Regions from separate parts of the Homo sapiens genome. Here region 2 is linked to region 1. Evidence: chromatin contacts called from ENCODE Hi-C data. All regions are on one chromosome and are shown on one strand. Each heading gives the region's core, a stretch centred on a gene start or an enhancer-like site at or near the end of the contact. The rest is flanking DNA. Distances are from core to core; before and after follow the strand shown. Region 1 holds the start of LINC00487 (long intergenic non-protein coding RNA 487). Region 2 holds the start of LINC03156 (long intergenic non-protein coding RNA 3156).

Region 1 (7,357 bases), core at 2,280-4,779:
ATTCACCCATCGTCATCAGCCACACGCGGGAGATGTAGGGCCAGATTTCTCCCTCCATCTGTGTGATCCCCAATCCTGTGACACTCCTGCTTCCTTTTCCCGTAGTGGGGGAACTCCCTCCAAATGGAATTTCAGTTGCTTAGATCTTTGAATTGGATAGTACTACCTATGCTCACACTAATTAAACAATTAAGTCGATGCATTTAATTTTATTTTCCCCTGGAAGATGTAATCACCAGTATCGTTATTGAGGAGGGAGGAGGGGAGAAGAAAACTCCAAACAGCAGAAAACATTCCTGAGTTCTGTGCGCAGTGCCTTTGATGGGTGTGCTCAGATTTTTTTCATCGAGGTGGTTTTGAATCAGTTGCAGGCCTTCTTTCATGTGGGTAACTATTTAAAGATGTGATATTCGGGGCAAGCGTTTGTACCAACTCATTTTCTCTGTCTTCTCCCAGGCCGCTGAGGACCGCACAGGGGAGCGGGCGGCGGCATCGCGAGGACTGACCACTGGGTGGCACTGTTGCTCCATGGAGAGCTGCCAACGGCGTCCCCGGGGACCCGGCCACGTTGAGCACAAAAGGTGGGATTTCTAAGGTGTGCTCGGTGATGAGTTTCTTAATGAATTTACCTCTTCTATGGAATCTCCCTCTGCAGCGTCTCCTGCCGCCCGGGGCCGGTTTCTGACTGTGGACTCTGGGTTGAGCCCATGGGGTCAGTGCGCGTGGAGCTTGCACTGCCCAGACCCACAGCCCCAGGAGCAGCCACCTCCCGTGTCACCCGGGCGGCGTCCTGATGACATCACTTAGAAGATTAAAAATAAATTGAAGCACATGTCACCTTAAAGGGGGCACAAAAAGGACATCTGCATGATTTGATGCATCCATGAGAAAGGGCTGCTGGCTTTTGATTTAAACTGTTGGGAAAGAGGATTTTAAAGCTTGTAAGCTGCTAGTATTTCCAAAAGAATGACTATTTTTTATTTTTTATTATTTAAATTAAAAAAGCACTTCCCTGTTCCCCTGTCCCTACACTCTAATTCTTCTTGGCTTTGATTTGGGCGATATTGTAGGCAGCTTTCTGCTCCACGGTGAAGGTCTGCCCGAGGAAGGACGGGGACAATCTTGGGGAAGATGGGGGAGGCGGGGACCGATTTTCCAGCCCAGAGCTGGGGTCTGCAGAACCAGGAGCCCGGGCCAGGCTGGCCTATCAGCCATGACCATCTGTGCACCTTAGCCACCTACTCACAGCACAGCCTCCATCTGCAGATCCACCTAGGACTCATCCATTCCTGACTGGTCTTTTGTTTCAAAACCCGGCAGCCCCGGCCCCTCCCAAGCCTGAAGTCACCACACACGCCCATCCTCCCATCAGTCACTTCCTGGCTAATGGGGACTGAGGCCCAATCATTCTCGTTTTTCATGCCTTGTCAGAGGCCTGAACACAGAGACAGAGGAAGGGAGAGAGAGAGAGAGGGCAGCTCTGGAGGAGGCGCAGAGTATGGGCAGATGTCCTCATGAAAAATTTACAAGGAATAATCAGAGGCCCCTTCTCTCCCCTCTGGCCAAAGTCCCCCTAGGCTTGTTGCCCGGGCCGCTGTGAGAATATTGGAAAAGTCCCCCTCGTTTTGAAGGCAATCTGGTTCTGGGGGGTTAATGCCCAGCGTTGATGCACTTGGCTGTCCTCTTGAGACCGGGTTGCAAATGCAGTTCAGGCAAAATTGATGAAGTATCAGTTAATCTGAGGCTGACAGTTTAGAGAGGTCACAGCTGCGAGGGGCTGCCAGGGTCTCCCAGAGACAGGACTAAGAAGAGTTAAAGCCAGGGAGGGCCCGGTGAAAGGAAGCATTCATCTTCTTCGCCTGGGCATTTCTCAAACATTGCGCCTGCCAGGATCCCTGAGCCTCTCTCCAGGTGAGCAGTGTGAGTGGGGAGGCTTTCACTCTGGTGCGCACAGTCATGCCTCCTCCCAGACAAATCCAAACCCACATGCCTGGTGTTCCTGGCTCCTTGGGAAGGAAGAAGGAGGGAGTTGCTGCTCCTAATTGAAACAGGCAGTTAGGTCTCCTATGCAAATCCCCTTGCTGTAATTGGCACTGTGAGTGCCGCCTGCTCATTCCTCCGTTTCCCGCTAGGGGAAGGTCATCTTGGTAAGAGATGTGTCCACACGGGGTGGGCTCTGAGCTGCTCAGAAGGAACTCTGCAGAAGTGGGGAACCATTGACTCACACCCTTCCCATAGGTGGTTTCCTTCAGGCTCCAGCAATTTTTTACAACAAGGTGGTACAATGAGAAAAATACCGCTCTGCTGTTAGACCACATATTTCAATCCTTGTACTTCCTAAGAGTTCTGATAGTCCAAGAGGCTGGGGGCTATGGCCATGTTTCTCACTCGAATTGCCCTGGTACTGAAATGCATCACGTGTAGGGGAGACTCAGTGTTTGTGAGCACACACTGAGTGACTATAACTGAGTGATTTCAGAGAGACAGAAGAAGGCATGCAAATGCACTTGTCTTGAGTTGTTTTCTAGGGGACATGCTCAGGGCTCTGGGACCTACCTAGTCATCTCGCTGCCTGGAGAGGCGGCTGCTTGGCCATGTTATCTCCATGCCTTCTAAATTAGGATGCGGCTTTAGGTTCACATTCATAAATAATTGGGTTTTATGGGATAGGAAGCAGCAAGGGCTTTGCGTTGATCGGCCCTGGGTTGGGTCCTGGCCTCCCTAAGCTTTGAGAATGATTTTATCATCACCATTGCCTGCTTATGGGAAAATAGGGCGGCAGTTAGTCGTGGAGTCCCTGTGACAAAGTGGCAGGTGGATGGCTGCGCCGGGGGTCTAACCTGCGCTGTCACACTCCGTTCCCTCTTCCTTTCAGTGACAAGAATGCAAGTAATAGTGCTGAGAATCGTGTGCTCAGCTGTGCTGGGCTGAGCATTTTATGTGCATGAACTCATCCCTCCCTGCGAACTTGTGAGAAAGGTATTATTATTATCATTATTAATATTATTATTACCGTATTCTCTCTGCTTACAGACAGAGAGATTGAGGTGTGGCAAGTAGGTAGTAAAATCCACCTTCTTCTTCTGTGAGGTTCCTCCTGTTCCCAGGGGTGTGGGGACGGTGAGTGGTGGATGGGTGAGGTCTTACAATGCAAAACTGCTGATTTCTACATCCGAAAAAAATCATGAATATGAACGATTATAGCCAGATTGAAACTATCATTATTTTCGGTAAGAAAAAGTGCGTCTATTCACAGAAAGTCAGGTACTTTTCCCCAAAATCACATGGGAAAAGTGTGCAAATACAGAACAGCCCTTCCAGGAAGGAACTATTTTCTCCGAAACAGGAAATTGTTGTACATTCAGACACACCATAAATACACGTCTAGTTTGTACATGGCAATTCCAGGGTCTGAGGCTCTTCCTTCCTGGCCCTAGAATGGCGTCTCTTGCGCTGTGGGCTTCCTGTTGAGGCAGGGGCTGAGGAGGTGGGAAGCAGAGGCTGAGATTTTCCTTCACCACGGTCACAGAAGATGCGCTGTTCCAGGGGCCTGGGTGGGAGCAGCCCAGGAGCCTGCGTCTCCCCTCCTCGGCCCTGGGAGGCGGCTGGACTGTGCCACACGGGACGGGTGCTGAGGGACCGCTGGGTGCCCACCTCCCTGACCCCTCCTGCAGGGGTGCCTGCCAAGCAGCCTGGGCACTGCCGTCTGGAAGATGCGCCGTGCCGGTTCTACACGGTGTTCCCTTGCTCCAGGCAGAAAGGTCAGTCCAGGCTTCTCACTCCATCGTGGCCAGAAGCCAAGTCTCATGGCATGAGATTCAACCAAAGAGAATCTCCTGGAGCTTCTTTACCTCATCAGACTTATATCCCACACAACACACACACACCCCCATCCATAAATGTGTGTATGTATATACCACACACGTACACACACATATGCCACACACATGCACACCACACACACAGAATGAATACACATACACCACACACATAAACACACACGTGTGTATGTATATATCACACACTTAAACACACGCATGCCACACACGTGCACACCACACACACAAAATGAATACACAGACACCACACACACAAACACAGAGATATCACACACATACATACACACACCATGCAACACACAAACATGCATACACATATTCCACACACAGAAACACACAGACACCACACATATACACACAGACATGCATACACACAACACACATATAAACACACAAATGCCACACACCAACACATGCCACACACAAACATGCACACACATACACCACACACATAAACACACAATACCACACACATACACAGACACTAACACACACTACACAAACATGCACACACATACACTACACACAAAAATACACAGATACCACACACATACACAGACACTAACACACACTACACAAACATGCATACACATACACCACAGATGTAAACACACAGATACATACATACACACACACCAACACCCACACTACACACATAAACACATGCATCATATGTAACACACATTACACAGACTTATATCCCACACAACACACACATACCCACATTCAACACACACACTTGCTCACACCCCTTCCCACACAATCCAACACACACACCCCCACATTCAACACACACGCATGCTCACACCCCTTCCCACACAACCCAACACACACACACCCACATTCAACACACACACTTGCTCACACCCTTTCCCACACAACCCAACACACACACACCCACATTCAACACACACATATGCTCACACCCCTTCCCACACAACCCAACACACACACACACACGCCTCCACGTACATCTTTTTATGGTAGTTATTTTTTTGTAAGTAAAATATTTGTATAATATCAGCTTATTGTTTGCCATAGCATAACTTATTTCAAACTTGTCCAACCTGCAGCCCATGTGGCCTGGGGTGGCTTTGAATGCAGCCCAACCCAAATTTGTAAACCTTTTAAAAACATTGAGATTTCTCAGCTATGATTTTCTTTAGCTCATCAGCTATTGCTAGTGTGGTGTATTTTATGTGTGGCCCAAGACAATAATTCTTCTTCCAATGTGGCCCAGGGAAGCCAAAAGACTGGACGCCCCTGAATTATGTGGTTCTCATCCTAGGTGATTTTGCCCCTGGAGGTAGGTGGAAAGTCTGGAAACATTTTTGGCGATCGCAGCTGGAGGGGGCTCTTGGCATCTACGGGTGGAGCCAGGGTTTAGGGTGTGTGCAGCACCAAAGGCTCGATGCCTCCCCAACACCAAAGAACCCTCTGAGCCCGTAGTGCGGAGACCAGAAACCCGATTTCAATTTCCTAGTAAAAGAAAACGGAAATGAAAACGACAAAACGGTCCTGTGTCTTCTCTCTTCTCGGTGCAGCTATCTGGATGGGGCGACTTGGAATTCCGAGTCTAGGCCTTGCACTGATTTTCCCCCCTGACATCTGGGAAGCCATTTCACTGTTTAAAACCAAAGATGCTGAGTGGCAGCTGCCACCAATTGGAAGGGGACAGGAGAAAGGGATTTTTATGAAGAGCCTGTGTGCCTTGGATGCTGCAGGTGGAGACCTCTGCAGTTTGTCCAGCAACTGCCTGCCAGAGATGGGCCAGAGAAGGGCCAAGCAGCTCCCTCCTATCGGAGGTCCACAGGTGGACCCCCACCCCCAGTCTCCATCCCCGGTCCACGCCCCAGTCCCTGCTGGTGGGGAAGCTGGGGAGCAGGCCATGCGTGTAATTCCAGAAGCTATTGCATGGCAAAGGCTACGTGCCCTCAAAGCCCGGGCACCTCCCTGGCCCCACAACTGCTTCACACAATACTTGTGTTTCTGTACGTTCTATGTGAAGTTTCAGGAAAGAATCTGTAAGTGATGTCTAAAGCAAGTTTCTGAATATTTATGCTGTAATACACGGCCATGAGCATGCTGGCTACTCATTTCTAATCCTATGACAAATGCACAAGGGCAGGTACTGGGAGAGTGAACTGTTTCCCTGGCCAGGGACCCAAGCACCACTTGGGGCATCAGAAGGAAGCCCTCTGGTTTTGGCCAAGGAGAAGCTTGCACTGTTTTACTAGAAACGTCCTATGTGAATCCATCCTCTGTGATTCCACGACTTTGTATGACTTGCTTGGTGCTTCCAAGGACGTAGGAACTGAAGGGTGGGGCATGTTCTGTGCACTTTTGTCATGGGAAAGCTGGCTTTTGGGAAACCCCCTGGCCCCACAGTTGCTCCCAGAAGCCATACTGGGGGAAGGGCCTGGGGAATGTTCCCAGAGGGTCATGTTGCCTTGATTCATCCTGATGGGGATTTGGGGAAGGGCGAGTGACACCATCATGACTGGGTGCGCCCAGACTGCCTGTCTGCCCTGCTATTTAGAAGCAATATTAGCGAGGGCTATAGTTTTTTTTTCTTTCTTTTTTTTTTTTTTTTTTAATCAGTAAAAATGAGTTCCTAACTTTAGTTCAGAGTCTTAGTTAGGTTTCAGTTTCAGAGAACTCTTTCAAAAAAGGGAATATGTTAGAAGGCCCACAGTGGCCCTTAATAATTTTGAATTAGCGTTAGAATGAGACACCTGATGGCAGTGATTCCGAGTGGAGACCCTGGGCCAGCGTCCCCAGCACCGCCTGGGAACCTGTGAGAAGCACAGCTTCTGGGCCACACCGTAGAGCTGTCTTTACATTTTATACCTCTTCAAACACCGCATAGTCTCACTCATAAGTGGCAGTTGAACAATGAGAACACGTGGACACAGGGAGGGAATATCACACACTGGGGCCTGTTGGCGGGTGGCGGGGCTAGGGGAGGAATAGCATTAGGAGAAATAACTAATGTAGATGAGGGGTTGACGGGTGCAGCAAACCACCATGACACGTGTATACTCATGTAACAAACCTGCATGTTCTGCACATGTATCCCAGAACTTAAAGTATAATATAAAAAGAAAAAAAAATTTATAACTCTTCCAGCAGTTTCTATCCATAGCACATAGAGCTTGTGTTTTGGTTTGGTTTTGCTTAATTTTCACAAGCCTGCAGTTGAAAGTGAAATGAGATGAGGTTAGCGAAAAGAGGCAGGAACTCTGGAACCTTAAGGTCCTACAACTTCAAATGTGTCACTGGCAATAACCTGGCTGCCATTTTGGTTTTGTCTAAATGAAAGCAATGATCAGTTAGTGTTATATAAGATATAAACATTTAAAATGTTCAAAATTCCCTAATCTTTCAGAAATGTAAATTGAGACAAAGAAAGGTCAGGGTTTCTCCTGGGACCACCCGTTGTCCCCAGATCAGACAAAAATCCAGTCTTCTGAATTCCCGTTGCAAAGTTGTGTTTGCATCACTGCATCTTGATCCTC
Region 2 (7,317 bases), core at 2,929-5,428, 120 kb after region 1:
AAAAGTGTGTTTATTATAACACGAGATCAAAGAAATATTGATAGAAAGGTGTCAACAAGGTTATAGGAGCAGTTGAAAAACACCGGGTTAAATAAAGTCTAATTGTTTGCTTTACTATATAGTTGCTTAGCATCTTCCTACATCTTTAAATATGCATGTTGTAATCTCTAAAGCAAGGAGATATGTTTTGCAACCATACCAAACCGGTTTGATCACTATTTTTTTTTTCCAGAGAGAATATCCTGGGGCTGGCAACAGGGAACCAGTGTTATTTAATGGAAAGACTTTCAAGAACTTTGAGCAAGAGGATGTTTAGCGAGGATATGCTTTCCTGAAAACAATATCTATTGGCTCTCCGTCTGTTCTTTAAAACCACAGAGAACTAGCCCATCCTCTTCTCTATTGGGTGATCTCCTAGGTCCATGAAGACTGCTATTGTTTCTAGCTTCTGTTTTTTTCATCCATGCTAAATGTCTCCAGATCTATAAGCTGTCTCTCAAATGCTAGCCTGTTTAATTTTCCCTTACCATCTGGTGGTCAGAACTGAATTTGAATTCTAGGTGCATTTTGGCATAAGCAAGAAAGAATGGACCCAATTTTCTTACATATAAAGTGAGCTGGGAAGGTGGGGTTGGTTTCCTTTTCCTTTAGTCTTAATTATGTAACTTAATTGTAAAAAATGTATCTGTCTTCCAAACACGGTCAGTCATAAAACCTGGGCCTTTTTTTCTAGGACAGAAAAAGTACACTGATTTCTTCTCTTGAAAGCTCAACAGCCTGGAATATTTTAGGCACAAGGACATGAAGGGCTGGGGGAGGAAGGCAAATGAATTTTGTGCTTTATACCAAAGCCAGGCTTTTTCTGGTTTTACTAATGGAAGGTGATTATAGAACATTTTAATGTCAGAAAGGTTTGAAAGCCATTATGCTTCTCCGCAGATCTTAAAGCTCTCCTACTTAATGACTAGTGCCTTGGAAAAGCCAGTGTGCATGCTCTACCTCTCTCTCTCACACACACACATACACACACACCACACTCCAAATATAACAGTAAGAAGCTGATTCTGCTATTATTTGTCATGCCTACAACAACCCCTCTGTGTTGTCGGAGGCGCCGAGCACGTGGTGCATTCTTTAGCAGTACTTAGACACGCTGACATAAGATACAAAGATGATCCAATTACACTTTCTGCAACTGCATCTCATTCTGCTAATGCTTACAAATTAAGGGTGTCTGTCACTGCCTACATGAGCCTGTACAGAGAGCATCTCCAATCTCATGAATTTTAGAGTATGTTCCACAGAAATGCAGAAACCAATTCAACGGCAAGGAGTTGACACACAGCTCATAATCCCTGTCTAGTCAGTATGAAAATCTGTCTGTGCAAGGAATGCAAAATGTAGTCACGCATGGAGTCATGGGATATCAGGAGTGTTATTTTACCAGATCAGAGGTAGTGCTTTACTGACATGAAGTACTTAAAGTGGAATTGCTTTTCTGGGTTGAAACATGTGTATGTGCTCAGCTAATTTCAATCAGCACTGTTTAGTTGTTGTGCTTTGCTTTTTGAAACTTTCTGAAACCAATTACCTTCTCAATTGCTTCCATGATATCTCTTTCAGAGAGTCATGGGTTCTGATTTTGGAGTCAGGAGTTGGGAGCGGCGTTGTAGCTTGTCCGTGAGCTCAGGACCCTGAATTACTCGACTTATATGCCCAGCGTGGGGGCCTCCTCCACTTGCTTGAGTACCTGGCTCCCGAGTCCTTCATCAGTTGACTGTCTAGGTTGGAAATGTTTCCATGATCTGAAAACATCCATTCAGTCTTATCTAATGTATCCTTTCTTCTTTGGGCTAAATGTTAACAGATCCTTCGTTCATTCTTCAAATACAGCTCAGTTCCCAGGGCTTTCTTCTGCACAAATGAGTCAAAAGCGCTGCTGCATCCAACAGTGAGAAAGCAGATGTGTCCCCCTCATTCAGAACACCCAAACTCTCTTACTGTGGCTTAAGGGGCTATAACCTTCTGACTCACCCTTCATACCATAAGCTCATGCAGACTGCAAAGCTAACTAATGCTAACCATCCTTCCTGGTTGTTTTTAAAGCAATTTCTATTAAACCTATTTAGTCCACCTTTAGGCAGTTGCCTTCTGAATTCAGGTTCATACCATTACATTTCCTCCTGCTGCAATGTTATTTTCAGCCTGTCTTTCAAGCCTGTCCAGATTTTTGTGAACGCTGTTACTGAGTTTGCATGCACAAGGTTCCTCTCACAGATGAATCATGCCCAAATTTGACAAGTGTACTTTCTACATCTTCCACTACAATTTCTAAGAAACGAATAGGCTTCTACTGACATTAGTGAGTGGCATAAGCCTGAATGAAATAGACTATGACTCTTGACTGGCTGAATATACAATAAAAGCATAAAACACAAAATGCTTTTCCAACATAGATGCTAGAAATGAGAGTAAAGCTAAAATTCCCCAGCCATACACCCCATGTGGGCTCCAGCACTCTACGTTTAGCTGCCCAGATATCAGCACACATGGCTGTGATGGAGCCAGGAGGTGGGTGCTTCAGTCTTGACTTCCCCACTTTCTATCTTGTGTCCCACCATCTAACTTGTTTTGGGCAAGTCAGTTTTTTTGAGCCTACCTTTCCTCCTCTATGGTGTGTGGGTAGTAACACCAGTCAGACTTAACCTGAAAGTTGTGTGAATGAAAAGCATAATCTGTATGTCAACCCTGAAGATATACGTATGTCAGAAATTACTATAAAGAGATCATCAGCTGGGCACGGTGGCTCACACCTGTAATCCTAGCACTTTGGGAGGCCGAGGCGGGCAGATCACCTGAGGTCAGGAGTTCGAGACCAGCCTGGCCAACAAGATGAAACCCTGTCTCTACTAAAAATACAAAAATTAGCTGGGCGTGGTGGCGGACACCTGTAATCCCAGCTACTCGGGAGGCTGAGGTAGGAGAATTGCTTGAACCCAGGAGGCGGAGGTTGTGGTGAGCCGAGATGGCAGCATTGCACTCCAGCCTGGGGAACAAGAGCAAGACTTCATCTGGAAAAAAAAAAAAAAAGAAAAAAAAAGAGATCATCATTAATTTCCTTTCATCTCATGATGTAGAAACATTTAGATGTTGGGATCCTTCCACATACTTATCTAAGAAAATCTCTGGCTTTTTTTTTTTTTTTTTTTTTTTTTGAGATGGAGTCTCGCTCTTGATGCCCAGGCTGGCGTGCAGTGGCACCATCTGGGCTCATTGCAACCTCTGCCTCCCGGGTTTGAGAAATTCTCCTGCCTCAGTCTCCTGAGTATCTGGGATTACAGGCACCCGCCACCACGCCTGGCTAATTTTTTAAATATTTTTAGTAGAGACAGGGTTTCACCATGTTGACCAAGCTAGCCTCAAACTCCTGACCTCAGGTGATCTACCCACCTTGGCTTCACAAAGTGCTGGGATTACAGGCATGGGCCACTTTTCTATTTGTTTATTTTTGTGTTGGTTTTTCTATTTTTGGTGTTTCTGGATCATGGACTTTGAAAAACTTCCTGGCTTAGCAAATTAGTGTCCTTGTTTCAGTAGCTTCTGCTTGAAGATTTCTGCTGTAGGCAATGAGCCAACTGGCCAGAAAATATCCAGTTATGCTCTGCAGGTTCATGGTGGATGGGGACTTTCACTGTTGTTTAGAGAAACCATTGAGTGGATAACGTTCCAAACAGCAAAATCAAATGGGGATTCTGTACACTCGGGAGTGTCGGCTCTGGACAAATTAGGTTGCACTTGATTGTAAGAAGCCAGGCTTTATTAAAATAGAATATAAATATTAACAGAAACGGACTGCTTCTAATCCCCACTACCGTTGGCCAGGGAGGCCTCTCTTCAGGTTTTCTGAATGGAACTAAATAAGGAGCCCATGTTACCGCGGAAAGGGCACTGTGATTAGGAGCCTTTCATGAGCTTCCATGAACGTCTAGGGCTTGGAAACTTCATTTTCAAAATAAGGCTGTTGGATTAGATGATTTTCCCAACCCCTAACCCTCTGTGTTAATGAATGGACTGACTCTATAATCATGTTCCTTGGACATTTCTATGGAAACACTGAGCCATCATAAGGGAGGCCTTCATTCTGATGTAACAAAGCCAGCTGTGTCCACATGAGAACATTGGCAAGAGTGGGGACATGGAAGCTGTGTTCAGGCCGGTCCACGCTGGGTGACCCATGTGACCTGCTGCTTAGCAATTCCTTGTCACCATCTTCCCTTCTCAGCCTCTTTTTTCATGCTAACAGGCATAAATGAAATGATAAAAGTTTGAGCTCTTCTCGTGGAATTCTCGTGATACAGATATGTGCTACATGTTCATCATCTCGTTGGTCTTCACCATGATAACTGTGGAGTAAGAATTATAAGCAGGTCACAGATTAGGGACTTGAGATTGACAGTTTGGCTTCCCTGTTCTGGGTGGCAAAGCCTGTGGAGTACTCACCTACCTGCTGCATGAAGGCAGCATGGAGGGACTGTGGTGGATTATCTGCAAAGATGGCCAAAATTCTCTCATCCCTGCAGGCACATACAAGGTAAGAACACCTTTACCAGTGGAATGTGATGAAAATGCTGCCCAGACAATTCTAGACAGGGCCTTAAGAGGTCTAGATGCTTCCACATTTGCTTTCTTGGGAGCTCTGAGTTATCATGTGAGAACCACCAGTCTCCCCAACCTGCACCCTAAGCTCATTATCCACAAGGCTGTGCAAAATAATAAATCACTGTTGTTAGGACGCAAAGTTTGGTAGTGGTTTGTTATGTAGTCGTGGATAACTGCAGCAGGGATCTCAGCAACTTTTCTTCTCTGAACTAATGTTTAAAGTCAGGATGTAACATATTGTCTCCATGTGACTTTGTTGAACTAAATAAAGAATGCTAATACCAGATGCGGACCCTGCCTCTTCTGTTCTCTAAGACTAGGCATTGCTCTCTGATCAGAAGAGTCAATCCTGGTGAGTTTAACTTGAGCCTCAGAATCCTACTCAACACAAAGTTCCAGAGAGAAGCGATTATCAATGCCAATACCTTAGAGATGGTACTGGCTGTGGAATCTGTCATCCCTTGACTAGGTGGTCTCTAAGTTCCTTTCCAATTTTAATGTTTTCTGTTCTGATTTATCTTTTGGCATTGTGCAGGTGTCAGGAGAAAAAAATAATGCCAATGTGTCTCTTTAATTCCTTTATCATTAAGTCATAACCTTTCCCAACTCCCAATCCAGTTTTCTTACGTCAATACTTTGGTTTTTGCTTTGTGAAGATGCCAGAATCAGTCAAAACTAAGCTCACTGTCCTTGCTAATATTCTGCCCCAGAGAAGAACTGAAGCTCAGCTCTTCACCCTACAGAAAGCCTGAATTTTGTAAATGTTCTGCTTAGAATGAGGAAGAAAGATGAAGAATGAGGAGGAAGAAGGAAGGAACGAGAGAGAGGTAAAGCCAACAAGCAGAACAGACCTACATTTGCAGCATCTCCAAGTTTCTGCAACAGCATTATGTTGTTGTTATGTTTTGTTTTAATAAAAGCACATACCATTTTTTTTGTTACTCTTATATTCTTTTCATAACAGCTCAGCTAAAGACAGATAATGCTGGAGTCAGCTTTTTCTAAGAATTAGTCTCTTCAAACTGGCCATAGAGATTTGGTAGAAGTCATGGGTTTTAATTGAATTTCTCCTAATGGTCTCCCAGGGATGGAAATATGACTGATACAGGCTTACTTTCCCTCTCCCCTCGGTGAAGCTGTATTGCCTCCCACAGAACAGACCGTTCTTTATGTTCTAACCGGGCTTTTCATAACTCCACTGGAGAGCTGTACAAACCCTAGACTTGGCAACGGCTTTTTTGTTTTCTGAAGCCAGACCAATTCTGGACCCAGTTCCTGCTTTCTAGGAAGAAATAGCACATGCAACCAGCCTCTTCACTGATGAAAAAATACCTCACTCCTTTTTAGACAGCTTCTCGTATTGATAATTTTATAGAAATGTACTGTATAAGTGAAAGTCAGCATTTCCATTACACAACAGCCTGCTAGAGCTGCTTCCAAGGGGCAGAGACTCCTGTCGGCTGTTTGTCCGAGGTGATCTTCCTCCCTTAATCTGTCAGTCTAGACCTTAACAATGTTCCTCAAATACCGGCTCAAGTCCTTCCTTCTCCCAATAACTTTTCTATGGTCTCTGGACCTCCTTAGTCTTCAGTGCCGCTCCTCCTAAGTTTCTGCACCACCTGCCTTCAACACCTAGTCTGTGCTGTAAGCATGAGTTTTCTTGTGGCTTCTTTTTCTCAAGGCAGGCTGGGCGTGGGGAGCTGTCTCTGCAGCATCTTTTGAATATAGATGCCATTTCTCACTTTTCTTTTCTCTGTACCCTCTATAGTCCATTGAAAATACTGGGCAATTGATAAATTCATGCTAAAAAGGACGATGATCAAGGTAGGGCCAAGCTGCATGGATGAGGGAAGAGTTGCCACCCACACTGGGCACCACAGGTTCCCTGCACAAGTCACTTTCCCGTTGTGGATCTAGGTTTCCATCTTGGTTTTTTTTTTTTTCCCTTTTATTTATTTATTTATTTATTGGTCAGATGACTTGATCTTTATGGGCTGCAAGAGTCTGTCCTCCCATAGGGTTCAACCTTGGAAACGGGATGGTGTCATTAGAGTCCATCTGCTCACAGCCCTCCATGGGCAGCGCTCTTTTTGGGGGGCTCTGCTCTCACGTGCTGCCTGTGCTGTGGACACAGGTACACTGCCCGCTTGCACAGATAGTGTCTTTCTGCAGCCTCCCTGTTTACATGCTTCCCCAAGACTGGATTCTGGGGCCAGGATGAGCCATGCCCCCCATCTGGCTCTGACCTCCCCTGCGCCAGCTCTGGGTACTAGAAAGTCGCGGTTCTGCTGCTAGACGTTTTCTTCCTTTCTTTAGGTTGTTGCATGGCATAAGTAAAGTGACAGTTATAGGATACATGCAACTTTTCAGTGACAAAGATCTGTGCAGCATCGACAGTACTGCCTAATGAGGTTTCACCATAATGAAGTATCACAACCAGTTTACAGACCAGAAAACTGAGACACAGGAAGGGGTGGTGACTTGAGCAAGGTGCATCAGCTGGTAAGTGCAGAGCTGCAACTTTGCCTGGTTCCCAAGCCCACATGGTTGCTAAGATATATGCCAAGTCTTTTCTCACTGCATTTTTAAACCCCTGGGAAACATAAGACACCATCTCAGACCTGGGTTGGAGACAGGCGTGGAAGTTCAAGATGTGTA

What was found. Hi-C counts contacts between places; a loop is a spot of excess contacts on that map. Pooled maps may share reads with other maps.
Region 2: a map of dorsolateral prefrontal cortex shows a loop between it and region 1 (3-fold over the local background). The contact joins the promoter of LINC03156 here to the promoter of LINC00487 in region 1. A Hi-C loop is called at or near these places in 1 of 168 maps with a recorded cell type or tissue (dorsolateral prefrontal cortex), 1 of 37 single-sample maps with no recorded cell type and 2 of 50 pooled maps.

Annotation. Positions count from the first base shown.
Region 1 is chr2:6,766,483-6,773,839 of GRCh38, reverse strand. LINC00487 (long intergenic non-protein coding RNA 487) reads left to right here and starts at 3,529. Exons shown (of 6, transcript NR_038369.1): 1 at 3,529-3,761. It overlaps LOC105373404 (a long non-coding RNA gene), which reads left to right. Exons shown (of 4, transcript XR_922745.3): 4 at 457-1,017. RefSeq lists an enhancer at 1-673.
Region 2 is chr2:6,647,380-6,654,696 of GRCh38, reverse strand. LINC03156 (long intergenic non-protein coding RNA 3156) reads left to right here and starts at 4,178. Exons shown (of 2, transcript NR_110497.1): 1 at 4,178-4,591; 2 at 5,316-5,590. MIR7515 (microRNA 7515) reads right to left here and starts at 4,324; the gene lies at 4,258-4,324.